Linked DNA regions of Homo sapiens: region 2 is linked to region 1. Evidence: read pairs that join two places in POLR2A ChIA-PET (ENCODE). Cell type or tissue: HepG2. All regions are shown on one strand. Each heading gives the region's core, and the rest is flanking DNA. Links, peaks and the distances in the headings are about the cores only.

What was found. ChIA-PET counts read pairs that join two places held together with the same protein. Peaks named below come from ENCODE experiments on the same cell type or tissue, not always from the same donor. Only the 100,000 strongest peaks of a DNase experiment are listed, where the experiment ranks them.
Region 2: POLR2A ChIA-PET joins it to region 1 with 5 read pairs; 3 of 35 experiments call an interaction of 5 or more read pairs at or near these places.

Annotation. Positions count from the first base shown.
Region 1 is chr14:54,349,554-54,357,067 of GRCh38, reverse strand. No RefSeq gene overlaps it. Among named protein-coding and RNA genes, the nearest start is that of CDKN3, 44 kb to the left of the region's middle. In HepG2, for the core only: no CTCF peak of the experiment used is centred there; DNase peaks (open chromatin) are centred at 2,797, 3,617 and 3,977; H3K4me3 peaks cover 1,699 bases.
Region 2 is chr14:54,134,292-54,141,805 of GRCh38, reverse strand. The region is part of intron 4 of LOC105370507 (a long non-coding RNA gene); the gene reads left to right. Among named protein-coding and RNA genes, the nearest start is that of BMP4, 180 kb to the right of the region's middle. RefSeq lists a cis regulatory region at 2,977-2,990 and an enhancer at 2,911-3,055. In HepG2, for the core only: no CTCF peak of the experiment used is centred there; DNase peaks (open chromatin) are centred at 3,005, 3,455, 4,685 and 5,815; H3K4me3 peaks cover 1,003 bases.

The DNA.
Region 1 (7,514 bases), core at 847-5,846:
CTCTAAAGCATTTCCTAACATTCCTTTACTCCACTTTAGGGAGAACCAACTCTTTCCTTTGCACTCCAACAGAGTCTGTGGAATTTTTCTTTCCATGATGCACACTCTAAGACTCTAAGCTCCAAGAAGACAGATTTCACGTCTTAATTATCCACTTATCCTCCAGACCTAGCACAGTGATTGGCACATAGTAGGCACTCAGTAAATTTTTGTTGAATGAATAAACTAGACAGTAGTTAGTTGCCAAGATGTATGCTTTCTAAAATTGGGACTAATTTTTATTAAAAAATTGCCAAAATGATACAGCTGAAAACTTAATATCATTCCAAGATCCTCATAAATATTGATGGTTCTTTTGGAAGCTAGTTTCCAGTGATGGTCCCCAGTGAAACATGCCTCCTAGTACTCTTGTGTAGTTCCCTACCCTTGAGTCTGGGCTGGCCCTGTGACTTGCTTTTTGACCAATAAAGTGAGGTGGAAATGATACTGTGTGACTTCCAAGGCTGGGTCAGGTCTTACAGCCTCTATCCAAGCCTCTTGGAATGCTTGCTCTTGGGATACTTCCTCCGGGATCCCAGCTACTGTGCTGGGTGGAGCTCAGGTTACATGAAGAGGCCACATATAGGCTATGTGATGTGCTTTCCCAGACCACTGCTGGGCTCTTGGCCAACAACTAGCTTCAACTGCCATCACAGGAGTGAGGCACAGTGAACGTCAGGCCCACTGAGCTTACAGATTGAAACTCACTCCTCCATTTGACTGCAACATGACGTCCCTGGATGAGAACTGTCCAGCTGAGCCCATTCAACCTTCAGAATTGTGGGAGATAATACTAAAATTGTTTTAAGCCAATAAGTTTTGGACTGGTTAAGCAGCAATGGATAGCCAGAACACCTTTGAAATGAATAAAATATGTTTGAAATTATTAGGTCAGGATAGTTTAAATTGTCTTGCTATGATTGACTTTGGAGTTCTGCGCTACATTATTTCACAAATAACCTACTTGACCTCATGCCTCAATGATTGCTTTTAAGTGTACAGTTTCCTTTATTTAGAGAGTTAGTATTGATATATTTACATAGTTATCTTTAAAAATCTTAGTTAAGTTCTCTAACACATTGATACACACCAAATTTTTAAACAGTGACTAACAGGATGATGAAAAATGACAGTATAAATTCCATCCTATAGTAGCCAGTAAATTTTTATTTTATTAGATTGAAACTAAAAAAAATCTTTTAATGACCCTATTAGTCATTCTCTAGTAAAATAACCTGTCGCAGGATTTAGTAATATTTATTTCACTTCTATCTGTTGGATGGTTCTCTCCCTCCATTTAGAAATTAAACTATAATTTACACACAGTAAAATCATGCTTATTTGTATATAGTTTTATAAAATAGATGCGAAACTATTCAAATGTATAGTTTCTACATTTGACTAATTAGATAGCTGTGTAACTACTGCCACAATCAAGATACAGAATAATTCCATCATCTTCCAAAGTAGTCCTGTGCCCCTTTATAGTCAAGTCTCTTCCCAACCCCTGGCTACCACTGATTTAAAAAAAATAATTTACTGAAGTGAAACTCATATAACATAAAACTAACCATTTTAAAGTGAACAATTCTGTGACATTTAATACATTCACAATGTTGTGCAACACTACCCCTGTCTAGTTTGAAAACATTTCCATAACTTCAAAGTAAAATTCCTTACAGTTATCTCCCTCTTTCTTGCTCCCCAGTCCCTGGTAACTATCAATCTGTATTCTGTCTCTGTGGATTATCTAGTCTGGATATTTTATACAGATGGAATCATATATGACCTTTTGTATCTGGCTTTAACTTAGCATAATGTTTTCAAGGTTCATCCACATTGTAGCAAGCATCAGTACTTCATTCTTTTTCATGGCTGAATAATATTCCACTGTATGTATATAATCTATATTTTTTGTCCCTATAATTTTGCCTTTGCAAGAGTGTCATATAAAATGCAATTATATCATCTATCAGCTTTTGAATCCAATGAGATGTTTTGATCTGTGCTTTTAGAGTGTGTGGATACCTTCCCTATCATTTACTAAACTTTTTTTTCTCATGGTTTTGTGGTGGCATGATATTGTGGACTTATAACTTATGTGTACCCTCCTGCTCTATGCTTTATCAAATTTACTCATTTTTACATTGACGCCTTGCCCTAAGCCTGAACACTCAATGTTAGTCACCATCACTTTAAGGAAAGATCTTTGGTGTGAAATCGGTGAACACAACTTCTGAATCTTCATTTTAAATTCCAAAGCCATTTCATGGGTATAAGCAAGATTTGTGAAGAACACTTTAGGAGTCGGGATTATTTTTCCCCCATAAGACACAGAAGAGAAGAAGAAAACTGTGGGCTGGAGAGGTGAGATAGAGGCAGGAGTAAGTGATCTCTGAGAAAGCAGAACCTTCTGCTACTCACACCCATCCTAGAGAGCAGCGCTGGGGAAGGAGCAGTGTGCTGGTGAGGGAGAAAAGGAAAAATGAGTTGGGCAGACAGCTAAAGATGGGTCCTTGGTAAAACTCCTTCAAACAGAGAAACAGCCTGAAAAATCAAAGCTATAGGCACAAACAGCAGCCTGGGGAAAACTCAGGCTGCAGCTGCACAGATAAGAAAGCAAGACCCAACACAGCAGCCTTTGTTCTTGGTGTAATCAGCAGGCTCCCAGGAAAAAGTTTCTTCCCCTTTTCAGGTATGTACATGGGAGGCTCCATGGGAACTTGCATGGGGAGGGGGTGGGGCCTTACCCAAACATACCCACAGTTGCACAAACAAGAGAAGCTGCACTTTGTGCTTTCCTAAAAAGACATGCCCACAGCTGCAAAGATTAGGAGAGTTACACAGACAGCTCCACAGATAAGGGAAGTTACACAAACAGCTGCAGAGATGAGGAGAGTTTCTCATAAAAGCTTTTGGATTCAACTGTAAAAACGGCAACTCCTCTTTTGGGCCCTCTTTCCATGGCAACACCTCTTTTGGGCCCTCTCTTCTTTCACTTATTAAACTTGCACTCCAACCTCGCCCTTTGTGTCCACACTCCTTAATTTTCTTGGTTGTGAGACAAAGAACTCTGGGTGATACCTCACAAAGAGACTGCTACATTGTGGTGCTTTGGCTGAAAGCCAAGAGGTAACAAACTGTGTAACACTGGGACATTGAGATCCACATGGGCACACAAGGGCAGAGGGAGCTTGAGATGATGTCCAGGATGAGTTCTGGGACAGCATGCCATGCTCTGGGGCTTCCCTCCCACACTGGTGGGATGCCTCATACAAGTAAAGACAAGGAGCGTAGGTATCAACACAGCCAACAACCTACCTGGTTTCCTGCCCTTGGAAGAGCACAGTTTCATATCACTCAAGAAGGGCTTGCGAATTAGCCAAGAGGAAGCGTGAGGGCAGGTGGGCCTGAAGGTGTCCCTTGGTAGAAAGACCAGCATTTTGAGTGCTCACTTTGTGGCTGGAGACGAGATAGGAATTCAGCTCCCCCAGCACATGCTGGCTCTGGAGGGTCATCAGATCTGAGGACCAAACTGAGCAGAACATCTCAGCAGTTGCCAGTGTAAGGCAGATGATGGCCACAAGGGAGGAGATGCCTTTTCCGGGTGTCACAGTGCTACACAAGTCCCCAAGAGCTTAGAAACGACCTTGAGAAGAGGAGGAGGAGGAGGAAATGCTGAACTGTTTTTAAATTTGAAACTGCTAACGTACCTGGAGTTAGCTAGGAGTGTAATTTCTGCCAGCAGTTGGAATTGGAACTTGATAGAGATGAGGAGTGGCAGACTTACTAGCCTCTGTGTGCCTCAGTCGTTTCAGCTGGCAAAGAGGGAGGTGGTCATAGTACCTCCCCATGAAGGTTACTGTGAGGGTTAAATAAGGTAATGTGTGCACAGAATTTAGGATGGTGCCTGGCACACAGCAAGCATTCAGTAAATGTTTGCTCTCATTGTCTGCAAAATGCATACCTACATACCACGAACAAACAAACTGAAAAACAAAAAGTGACAGAAAATACATTGTTGGAAAAACTTACCTATGGTAGTTCTGTGGTATTGACAAGTGAACCAGGAAGTCAGACTTCCTGCCCTTTGGAGCTTTCAATTTAAGACATATTCAAACTTTTGACAGTCCCTAATGTTGCCAATAAAGCTAAAGATGAAATAAGTGTTGACTGCGGCCAGGCGCGGTGGCTCATGCCTGTAATCCCAGCACTTTGGGAGGCTGAGGCAGGCAGATCATGAGGTCAGGAGATGGAGCCCATCCTGGCTAACATGGTGAAACCCCGTTGCTACTAAAAATAGAAAAATTAGCCAGGCATGGTGGCACGCACCTGTAGTCCCAGCTACTTGGGAGGCTGAGGCAGGAGAATCAATTGAACCTGGGAGGTGGAGGTTGCAGTGAGCCGAGATCATGCCACTGCACTCCAGCCTGGCAACAAAGCGAGACTCAGTCTCTTAAAAAAAAAAAAAAAAAAAAAAAAAATTGTTGACTGCACGTTAAGCATCAGCCAATTGAGATGATAAGACTGGTTATTTTAGGAAGGCTTTATAGGGTCTTTGCATCTGGGGAGTAACCTGGGATCTTTTATTAATTTTTTTTTATTATACTTTAAGTTTTAGGGTACATGTGCACAATGTACAGGTTAGTTACATATGTATACATTGACATGCTGGTGCGCTGCACCCACTAACTCGTGATCTAGCATTAGATGTATCTCCCAATGCTATCCCTCCCCTCTCCCCCCACCCCACAACAGTCCCCGGAGTGTGATGTTCCCCCTCCTGTGTCCATGTGTACAGTAACCAAAACAGCATGGTACTGGTACCAAAACAGAGATATAGATCAACGGGACAGAACAGAGCCCTCAGAAATAATGCCGCGTGTCTACAACTGTCTGATCTTTGACAAAGCTGAGAAAAACAAGCAATGGGGAAAGGATTCCCTATTTAATAAATGGTGCTAGGAAAGCTGGCTAGCCATATGTAGAAAGCTGAAACTGTATCCCTTCCTTACACCTTATACAAAAATCAATTCAAGATGGATTAAAGACTTAAACGTTAGACCTAAAATCATAAAAACCCTAGAAGAAAACCTAGGCATTACCATTCAGGACATAGGCACAGGCAAGGACTTCATGTCTAAAACACCAAAAGCAATGGCAACAAAAGCCAAAATTGACAAATGGGATCTAATTGAACTAAAGAGCTTCTGCACAGCAAAAGAAACTACCATCAGAGTGAACAGGCAACCCACAAAATGGGAGAAAATTTTTGCAACCTACTCATCTGACAAAGGGCTAATATCCAGAATCTACAATGAACTCAAACAAATTTACAAGAAAAAAACAAACCCCATCAAAAAGTGGGCAAAGGACATGAACAGACACTTCTCAAAAGAAGACAGTTATGCAGCCAAAAAACACATGAAAAAATGCTCATCATCACTGGCCATCAGAGAAATGCAAATCAAAACCACAATGAGATACCATCTCACACCAGTTAGAATGGCAATCATTAAAAAGTCAGGAAACAACAGGTGCTGGAGAGGATGTGGAGAAGTAGGAACACTTTTATTTTTTTTTTTTGAGACAGAGTACAGTGACATGATCACAGCTCACTGCAGCCTTGACCTGCCCGGCTGAAGTGATCCTCCCACTTCAGCCTCCTGAGTAGCTAGGACCACAGGTGAGAGCTACCATTGCTGGCTAATTTTGTTTAGTTTTTGTAGAGACAAGGTCTCACTAGGTTGCCCAGGCTGGTTTTGAACTGCTGGGCTCAAGTGATCCTGTCTCAGCCTCCCAAAGTGCTGGGATTACAAGCATGAGCCACCGTGCCTGGCTTTCACCTGGGATCTTACCTTCAACCTTGTACCTTGATGGGCTTGACTCAGTGTAACTCTTCCTATAATCTGACACTCTCTCTTTCCTTTCCATATATATTACATGCAAAAATACTTTTCTGTTCAGCCAACCTTTTCAGTGGTTCAAAAGATGTATTGGTCGGCCGGGCACAGTGGCTCACGCCTGTAATCCTAGCACTTTGGGAGGCCAAGGTGGGTGGATCACGGGGTCAGGAGATCAAGACCATCCTGGCTAACACGGTGAAACGGTGTCTCTACTGAAAATACAAAAATTTAGCTGGGCGTGGTGGCAGGCACCTGTAGTCCCAGCTACACGGGAGGCTGAGGCAGGAGAATGGCGTGAACCCGGGAGGCGGAGCTTGCAGTGAGCCAAAATTGTGCCACTGCACTCCAGCCTGGACGACAGAGCGAGACCCTGTCTCCAAAAAAAAAAAAAAAAAAAAAAGATGTATTGGTCAATTTGTTAATAGCATATCATTATAAATGTGTTATTGCTAGAAATTAGCAGCCAAAATATAACACGATAGAGTGTTCCTTGTAGCTTCCTTGCTCATCTTACATTGCCCATTGTAACATTTTTAGGATTGTTAACCATATCATTTCTTCATGTTTCACAGTACTGCACTTATAATTAGTGTCTATCAGTGTCTGTTATCATACTGTCCTCTTGGCTTTCAACCAGTTAATTATTTGTTGGATTGCTTTTCAGAGTACTGGCTGCCTTCCCTATGACGTGCTGCCTCCCTTCCCGCTGATCATCTTACTCTTCTGTTCTTTGCTATTTTCAGACACTATTTTGCACTCATTATGCACAAGTTCAAACTTTAGTCATGTGAAGAGAGCTGAGTGCCTTGTCTAATTTTTCAGCACCAAACCAAATAAACAAAAAACGCATAAAGTCCATTTAAAAATATCCACACTGCATCAGGGAACAGAGAAGCTTTTTCTCTCTCATGTGAAATCTTCTCCAGGAAACCACCAGGACTGAGGCCCCCATGGCGCACACATGCTTGCTTTAGGTGCTTACGTTAAGATGGTATTTCATTAGTTTTGGATGGTCCCTTCCACAGAGCTCAGATGCTATGCTTCTTTCTATTTTAAAAGGGGGGACGAAAAGATTGGCTTTTCATCCAAAATACTCATGTTCTTCTAGCATATTAAAATTCATTTGTGACTAAGTCATTATAGTGAAGTACTTGGAAACCTTTCTATTCTAGAGAGTTCTGGGCACAAACACATTTACAGTGTGCACTAATGCCAGGCTCATGTCCTCACGTCCTCCAAGGGACAGGGATGAGCTGGGTCATAAACCAAACAGTGGGACTCTGGCAATCCCTTTTAGCTCAGGCAGATGCAAAATTGAAGACCCAAAAGAAGCCTTCCAAAGGTCACAGCAGGTTGCTCTCAGGAAAAGAGAATCAGTAATTTATTTTTAAGCAATCTCTTAGCCTCTGTGACAGTTATGTTTCCTTGTAAGCTGCTTTGGAGCCACTCACCACTCTGAAATTGCAGAGTAGGCTACGAACAATCCGGCTTCGTAAGAACATGCAAGTGAGGACCCACGAGGAGATATTCTTGTGCTTTTTAAAGTGCTTCTCTCACTTTGCTTCCTAA
Region 2 (7,514 bases), core at 1,126-6,125, 220 kb after region 1:
CCAACTAATTTTTGTATTTTTAGTAGAGATGGGGTTTCACCATGTTGGCCAGGCTGGTCTCGAACTCCTTACCTTGTGGTCTGCCTGCCTCAGCCTCCCAAAGTGCTAGGATTACAGGTGTGAGCCACTGCGCCCAGTAAGTTGCATTCTTAAAACAATAACTGTTTCCTTTAAAATACTGACATTAGCAACTCACACAGCAATGGGTTCCATGTCAGTGGCAGATTTCATGTTTTGCTGATTGTGGATTCATGACCTACTAATAGGTTGTGACTAACAGTTTTAAAACATCCCATTAAATGCATTTCATACCAACATGTATAAATACAGACCTGCCCACTGTCCACTCAAAATCAGTCACCAGGAAAACTGTTAGTTTTATTTACAGCGTAATTTGGCAAACTCTTAATTTAAAACTGTAATCAAACTCTTCTGAACAGATTGATTATGCCATCTAGCTTGTCCTCTTTGCTTTCTATAACATTCATATCCTTCTTGAAGGGCTATAGAGACTGGGAGATACATCTTAACCTGTGATTTTGGGAGGGGTGGATTCATGTGTCCTTTGCTTTGCTTTGTTAGTTTTTATTTCCTTTGAGTCCATTAGCTTCAGCAAATTTCTGGCATTAAAAGTATCTACACCATTTTAACTCTAAGCCCTCATTTAAACAAGATCAAATGTTTAACACCCTCAGTAGAGATCCTGGTACACAGTAAGTCCTTGTTATATGTATGTGTGTATCTCTATGTAGCTATTTATCCGTCCATTCATCTATATTTTGAAGCAGAGTCACATTCTCCTCTGTCCCATGGGACTGCTCATTCTCAGTAAAGAACTGCATCCAAGCTCCATAAAGTACACAGTGGTTAGCGGACTGACTTATGGGATATTATATATTTGAGTTGCTTCCCAGTCAACCCCCTTGTACTAATCTTCTATTGCTGCATAACAAATTACCACAAACTTCAGCAGTTTCAAATATAACCAATTTATTATCCCATAGTTCCTGCAGATCAGAAGTCTAGGCATGATTTAACTGGGTTCTCTGCTCAGGGTCTCACAAGGCTGAAATCAAGATGTCAGCCAGGCTGTGTTCTTATCTGGAGACATGATTTGGGAATAAAGTGCTTCCAAGCTCATTCAGTTTGTTTGCACTATTTGTTTCCTCACAGCTGTATAGTTGAAGTCCTTGTTTTCTTGCTAGCTGTTGGCCAGGGATCATTCTTAGAAAATAGAGGCCATCCTCAGATCCTTGCCATGTGGACTTCTCACAAATCCTCTTACTACATGAGAGCTTACTTTTTCAACCCAGAAAGAGAGTCTTTCTTGCTTGGGCTCTCTGACTCTAGACCTTATTTATTTTACTTTATTCGTTTATTCATTCATACATACATATATACATACTGAGTCTTGCTCTGTCACCCAGGCTGGAGTTCAATGGTGCGATCTCAGCTCACTACAACCTCCATCTCCCAGGCTCAAGTGATCCTCCCACCTTAGCCTCCCGAGTAGCTGGGACTACAGGCACATGCCACCATGCTTGGCTAATTTTTAAAACAATTTTTTTTTTCTAGAGACAAGCTCTCCTTGTTTTGTCCAGGCTGGTCCTGAACTCCTGGGCTCAAGTGATCCTCCTGCCTCTTCCTCCCAAAGTGGTGGGATTATAGGCATGAGCCACTGTTTCTGTCCTCTAGACTGTCTTTCAAAGGGCTCCACCTGATTGGCCAGGTCTATCCTAGATAATCTTCTTTTATTAACTGAAAGTCACCTGATTTGGAAGCTTAACTACGTTTGCAAAAATCCCTTCACCTTTGCCATATAACATGGTGTAATAATCATGGGAGTGGTATCTCATCACTTTTGCCATATTCCGTTGGTTAGAAGCAAGTCACAAGTTTTGCATGCACTCATGGGAGGTGGTTATACAAGCGTGTGAGCCTTTGGGGGTCATCTTACAATTCTGCCTACCATACCCCTTCAACTTGGTTTGTGTAGTGCTCACCCCCCTACCCTGCCCTGCCCTTGTTACCATTTGGATAACAGGATTTTTATGAACATGAAAGGCTGTTGGAATGAGAGAATGATGGATTCTAAGCTTTTTAGAAAGAAAAACCATACAGCAGTATGGTGAATATTACAAAGTAGCCTCATGAGTACATTGCCTATACTGAACTCCTGAGTAGATTGAGGAGATTCCGACCTTCTCTGTAGGTGGTTCTGGTGATAAGTAAGAGCAGATCTCGAGACACAGTGGTGGAGATGAGAAGTCTTCATCTAATCGAAGCAAGAAATTCTCATTGACCAGCTTCCTACTTTTGAAAGCTTAACAGGACACATAGGAAAAGTCCATAATTTGAAAAGACATCATTGTCCAAATGTAGGCTAGTGGAATTTATGCTCTAGTTCCTTGAAGTTTTATCTAGGCCCACAATGAGAGGAGCCTCTTACAAAGTACTGTAAAGTGTGGGCCCATGTGTGTGCATGGAGGGAGAGTGGGACTGAGTAGGGAGAGAGGGCTTGCTTTTCTCAGCAAGAGATTCTATTCTTTGTTACTTCAACATTTCAGCAGAGATGACCCTGAACAGAAAGACATTCCTTAAAATGAAGCATAGATTTGTCAGGTTTGAACTGCTGGACTATTTAAAGTACAACTTAAAAAAATACCACAGACTTGATTTTTTTTTCCCTACTGCCTTCCTCTAGGTATTTCTTTATACAAGAACTTCTGGGTTTTTATATTCCAAGATTACCTCCAGATGGTCTGAAGTGTTCTTTCTCAGCCATTTCCTAGTGGCATTTTTTTCTTACCTAGGGAGAGGTACCACAGAGATCAATGCCAGAGGGCATTATTGAAAACATTGACCCAGAAGGCACACTCCAGGCCACTGGAAGCATCTGCTTCACAAATGTCAGGCTGGGGGACATCACCAGATGTTAGTGTTGAAATAGCATTTAGAAGACAAACATTGACTCCAGAGGCCAAGGGTCACCTAAACAAAGAGCCAGACTGGCAAGGAGGATCAAAGTGAGGGTACAAAAACTAGATTCATGTGGCCATGACTTTCTGTGGTCTAGCTCACAGTTCATCAGACTTTCCAGGACTATAGAAAGTTTTTGCATTGTCTTCTGTGGCTTGGATCTCAGTCCTAGCTGGTGGAGTGTTGGCTGGAGAGAGAGGAAAGGGGAGGCACGAAATGATAGGGCAGGCACAAATTTAACATACAGACATTCAAATAATTTCTTCTTCATGTGGGATCTTGGGGATCCATGAAACACAATCTAAAAACTGCTATACCAGGGGATTTTAGGTTGTCTCACCAATACCAAAAATTGGAATGAGGTTATTCCTTCTCTTTGTACCAAAGAGGATACCCTGCTAAGCCTTTCTGAGAGTGAAAGTGAAAGGGGGAGTCTTTCTTCACTCTTTTTTCTCTGTGTGCTTGTCCGTGTTATTAGTGCCATTCAGTGTGGAGGCCAGAGGATTGTCAATAAGGTAGACAGGATGTATGTTTCTCATGGTGCCTTCTTTTTATTGTGCCCCAATCACACATTCTTTTATGCTTATGCATTTGAGGCAAGGCTCACAAATGATAACACCACGTAATATTTACTTGGTTAGGTTCAAATTGGGGATGGAGTTGGGCCAAGATGGAGGCTAAGAATAGAAAAAGAAGAATGAAGAAGAGATAGCTTTTTACTCCTTCAACTACATATGTTAAGATACTATGAGAAACTAACAAGATTCTGGCTTGATTATAAAATATGCTGACCACCAAGCTGGGGATCTGGAGACTTTTATTCCTTACATCACCAAATACTTTAATATACCAGGAATGGTGAATATCAAACTATCCTAGCTTAAGTATTCTGCTCTGTCTCTTGGAAACACCCTCCCCAAAACAATCTTTGATGTGGAGCAGATTTGTAGAGAATTATAAAAAAATTACTCACCCGTTAAACATTTTTCACAGACCTGAAAAAGTATGAGGTGGTAAAATCTATAAAGTTGGCATTCTTCTTTTTATTCATCTGGCACACATTGTTACTTGGCTCAGGTGAGAAGACTTGTAAGAGTGATGACAGTATATTTGAAATGTTTTTCATTTCAGTAGAATGTCTTTTTGAAGAATCTTGGACTTTCTTTTTTTTTTTTTTACTTGAGTGAAAGCTGAAAGATTTAACAGTTGTTGAACTCTCCAGGCACAAAGCAACAAGCCAGTGGAGGAGCTGAGACCAAAAATCCTCGCGTTTTGACTGACTGACTTCATCAGAATAAATAAGTGGCAATTGAGCTGCTCTGTTCTAGGCCTTTGAGGATGAGGTTGAGCATCCATGACCCCAGCCAGTTTCAGGGTGACTGCTGGATGCTGGAGAAGGATCAAGAACTGTTTACCATGGAGGGTACAGGGCAGGCATCTGTGGGTGCCATCAAGCGTGCAGGGCCTGCACAGTCACTACTTCAAAACACAGAACTCCCTCTTCAAAAATGTATAAGTTGTTCTTCCAGAGGCCCAGTTCTCGGCTTTAAGCCAGAGATGGCATTTAACTGTATAGCATCTATTCACCCTGTTTCTGGTAAAACAAAACAAATCCTTGAGTTTTCATGGGAAACTGCCCCTCCTTCACTGTCAGAACACATAGGTTGGGTGGAGCTGACTCCTCCTCATGCTTCAGGGCTGGCCACACTGGAAATTACATTCTCCTGCATAGTGATTGGCTCAATGATGGACATGTGACCCAATCACAGTGACATGTGACCCAATCACAGTGGAGAAGACTTAGTTCTTGGAGATCGTTAGAAAAAGAGAAATCTTTCTGTGGAGGTTGTTGTGAGGATAAAAAGTGACCTGGAGCTTCTCGCTTCCATCTTGTCACACCCCACCCCCAGTGGCCTGGTGGTGGGGTTGGGGAGCCTTCCTGAGAATGGAGCCTGCAAAGAGGAAAGCTGATCAAGACACAGAGAGGCAACTTCATGAAAAATTGAGCACCTGGATCCAGCCATGACGGAGTTCACAATACCCTTAGATTTTTTTTTTTTAAATCATCTTCTGATTTATGTTGAAGGCAGTTTGAGTTGTTTTCATTCACTTGCAACAAAGAGAGCCTTGAATTAACACATGTCCAGGCAGGGAGGAGACATGAAGCATCCTTTTACTCTTATCCATGTTCTCAGACATATTAATCCATTTTACTTTTTAGGGAAATCCTTTATCTCCCTTAATAAAGTCAATCCAGATTGCCTAAAATTATCACTGGAGGAAGATCTTCACATTGGGAGGAGGTCTTGACCCCTGAATTTTGTCTTCCCCTTGGTTATTTCTTGCTCATGCTACTGCTGCCGTGACACATAAAAAGACCCAAACCCTTCTCTCCTCTTCATAAACACATGTACAGGTTCTGCAAGATTGGCAGTGAAGGGAGAATCTCCTTGTTCGAGAGACTGGCTGGACCTCATAACCTCAATGCCCATTCCCCTGATGTTTGTCTTTCATTGATATTATTAAAAGACATTATTATTTCCTCACATGCTTATGTTGAGCAGATGAGGAAAATGGGCCACCCTGACCTCCCGCTTCCTTGAACCCACCTCACTCCCACCCAGCATTATGTACACAATTGCACAACCTCTCCCTTTCCTCTGACCATAACTAAGCCAGGGTGGACAGAAGGAGCAATTGTTGCAGCGACACTCTCATGCTGCCCTGCTTCCTTTCTCCTCTGCTCCTGTTAGGTAACCCCTCTCATCAACTCCTTATTTGAGGTTTATGTGCTCAGCTTGACCTTGAGAACATTTTGGTGGTTAAAGTATATAGAGTTGACTGTTTTTTTCCAACGAAGGTTTGGAAAACATATTCCAACACAACACCATTTTATTTTTCTTGTAGAGTCTCTAAGGGCAGTATTGCTCCATAAAAGAAACTGGTTACAACAGATTGTTGTTAAGATACCATTCTCTGTGTCAAGGGTGGATGTGAGGTCATATGTGATATTGTCCATTTTAAAACATCTGGTCATGTCAGTACAGACTCTTCTGGGAGTTCTGACATTGGGTACACACCAGTGGAACGTTTTACAAAGAAGTTGACAGGCTCTACTGGATATTTTGGAATCAGAATTTCTGAGGTGGGCCCAGTTACATGTACTTCGAAAAAGCTCTGAAGGTGATTCTGGCAGACAGCCAGGTTGAAAAACGCTGGACCAAGATCTCAGGACTTGGGGAGACTCAAGAGAGTCAAAACTGTACCAAGGCTGGTTTTGAACTCATTTAATAATATGTAGATTATTGCTTTCACTCTCTACATATTTTGGTTATCTATTGCTGCATGACAAACTACTATAATATTTAGTGACTTAAACCAGAAGTGATTTATACTCTCATGAATCTATTGACTGGCAGTTCTGTTTTGCAAGGTGTCAGCAGGGACACTGGGTACAGCTGGAAGGTTCAGAATGGCCTCAGTTCCATCTCTGGCAGTTTATATACTGGCCTCTGGCTGGGACCTTAACTGGGGCTGTAAGCCAAGGTTTCAAGTCTGCTCCACATGGGTCTTTCCACATGGCTGCATGGGTTTACTTACAGCATGGTGGCTAGGGGATAAAAAGGTGCATTCTGGCCAGGCACGGTGGCTTACACTTGTAATCCCAGCACTTTGGGAGGCCGAGGCAGGTGGATCACAATGTTAGGAGTTTGAGACCAGCCTGGCCAACACAATGAAACCCCGTCTCTACTAAAAATAGAAAAAGATTAACCAGGCATGGTGATGGGCACCTGTAATCCCAGCTACTTGGGAGGCTGAGGCAGGAGAATTGCTTGAACCAGGGAAATGGAGGTTGCAGTAAGCTGAGATCGTGCCACTGCATGCCAGCCTGGGTGACAGAGCTACACTCCATCTCAAAAAAAAAAAAAAAGAAGTGCATTCTATGAGAACAAAACTCATCACATAGCCAAGCCTAGAGGTAGTGTGAGAGGAGATAACACTAGGGCTTGAATTTTAGAATCTGTGGTCAATAGAGGCACCAAATCTCAATCTGCCATACTACCTTCTGGTATCTTCATGATAAAGATTCTGTATGGTCCCAAAACATAAAGCATATGGAAGTGGGTAACGGTTTATCATATTTCTTATTGTCTGAGAGCTTTGTTGTCTGCTGCATTCTGCTTCCCAGACAATATCCTCCTTATCACCTTTGAGCCATGTACAGGCTAGATCTACCCGTAGGGTATGCTATTTATTATTTCGAACCATCTTATTTCAGTTTTTATCTTCCTTCTTCTCCCCACCATATAGAGACTTAGGGCGAGTTTCCAGACTGGTAATGCTTGATATGAAATATTTCCTTCCATGTGGGTAAAACAACAAATATTTTAAAGCACAGATGGAAAAATTCATTTATTCCACAAACATTTTCTCAGTACCCAGCATGTGCTTTACTCTTTCTCACATCTTTTTCTCTCTTTCTCCTCTCTCTCATAATAACATAAAAAGGATAAAATAAATTGCAATAGTAAAAC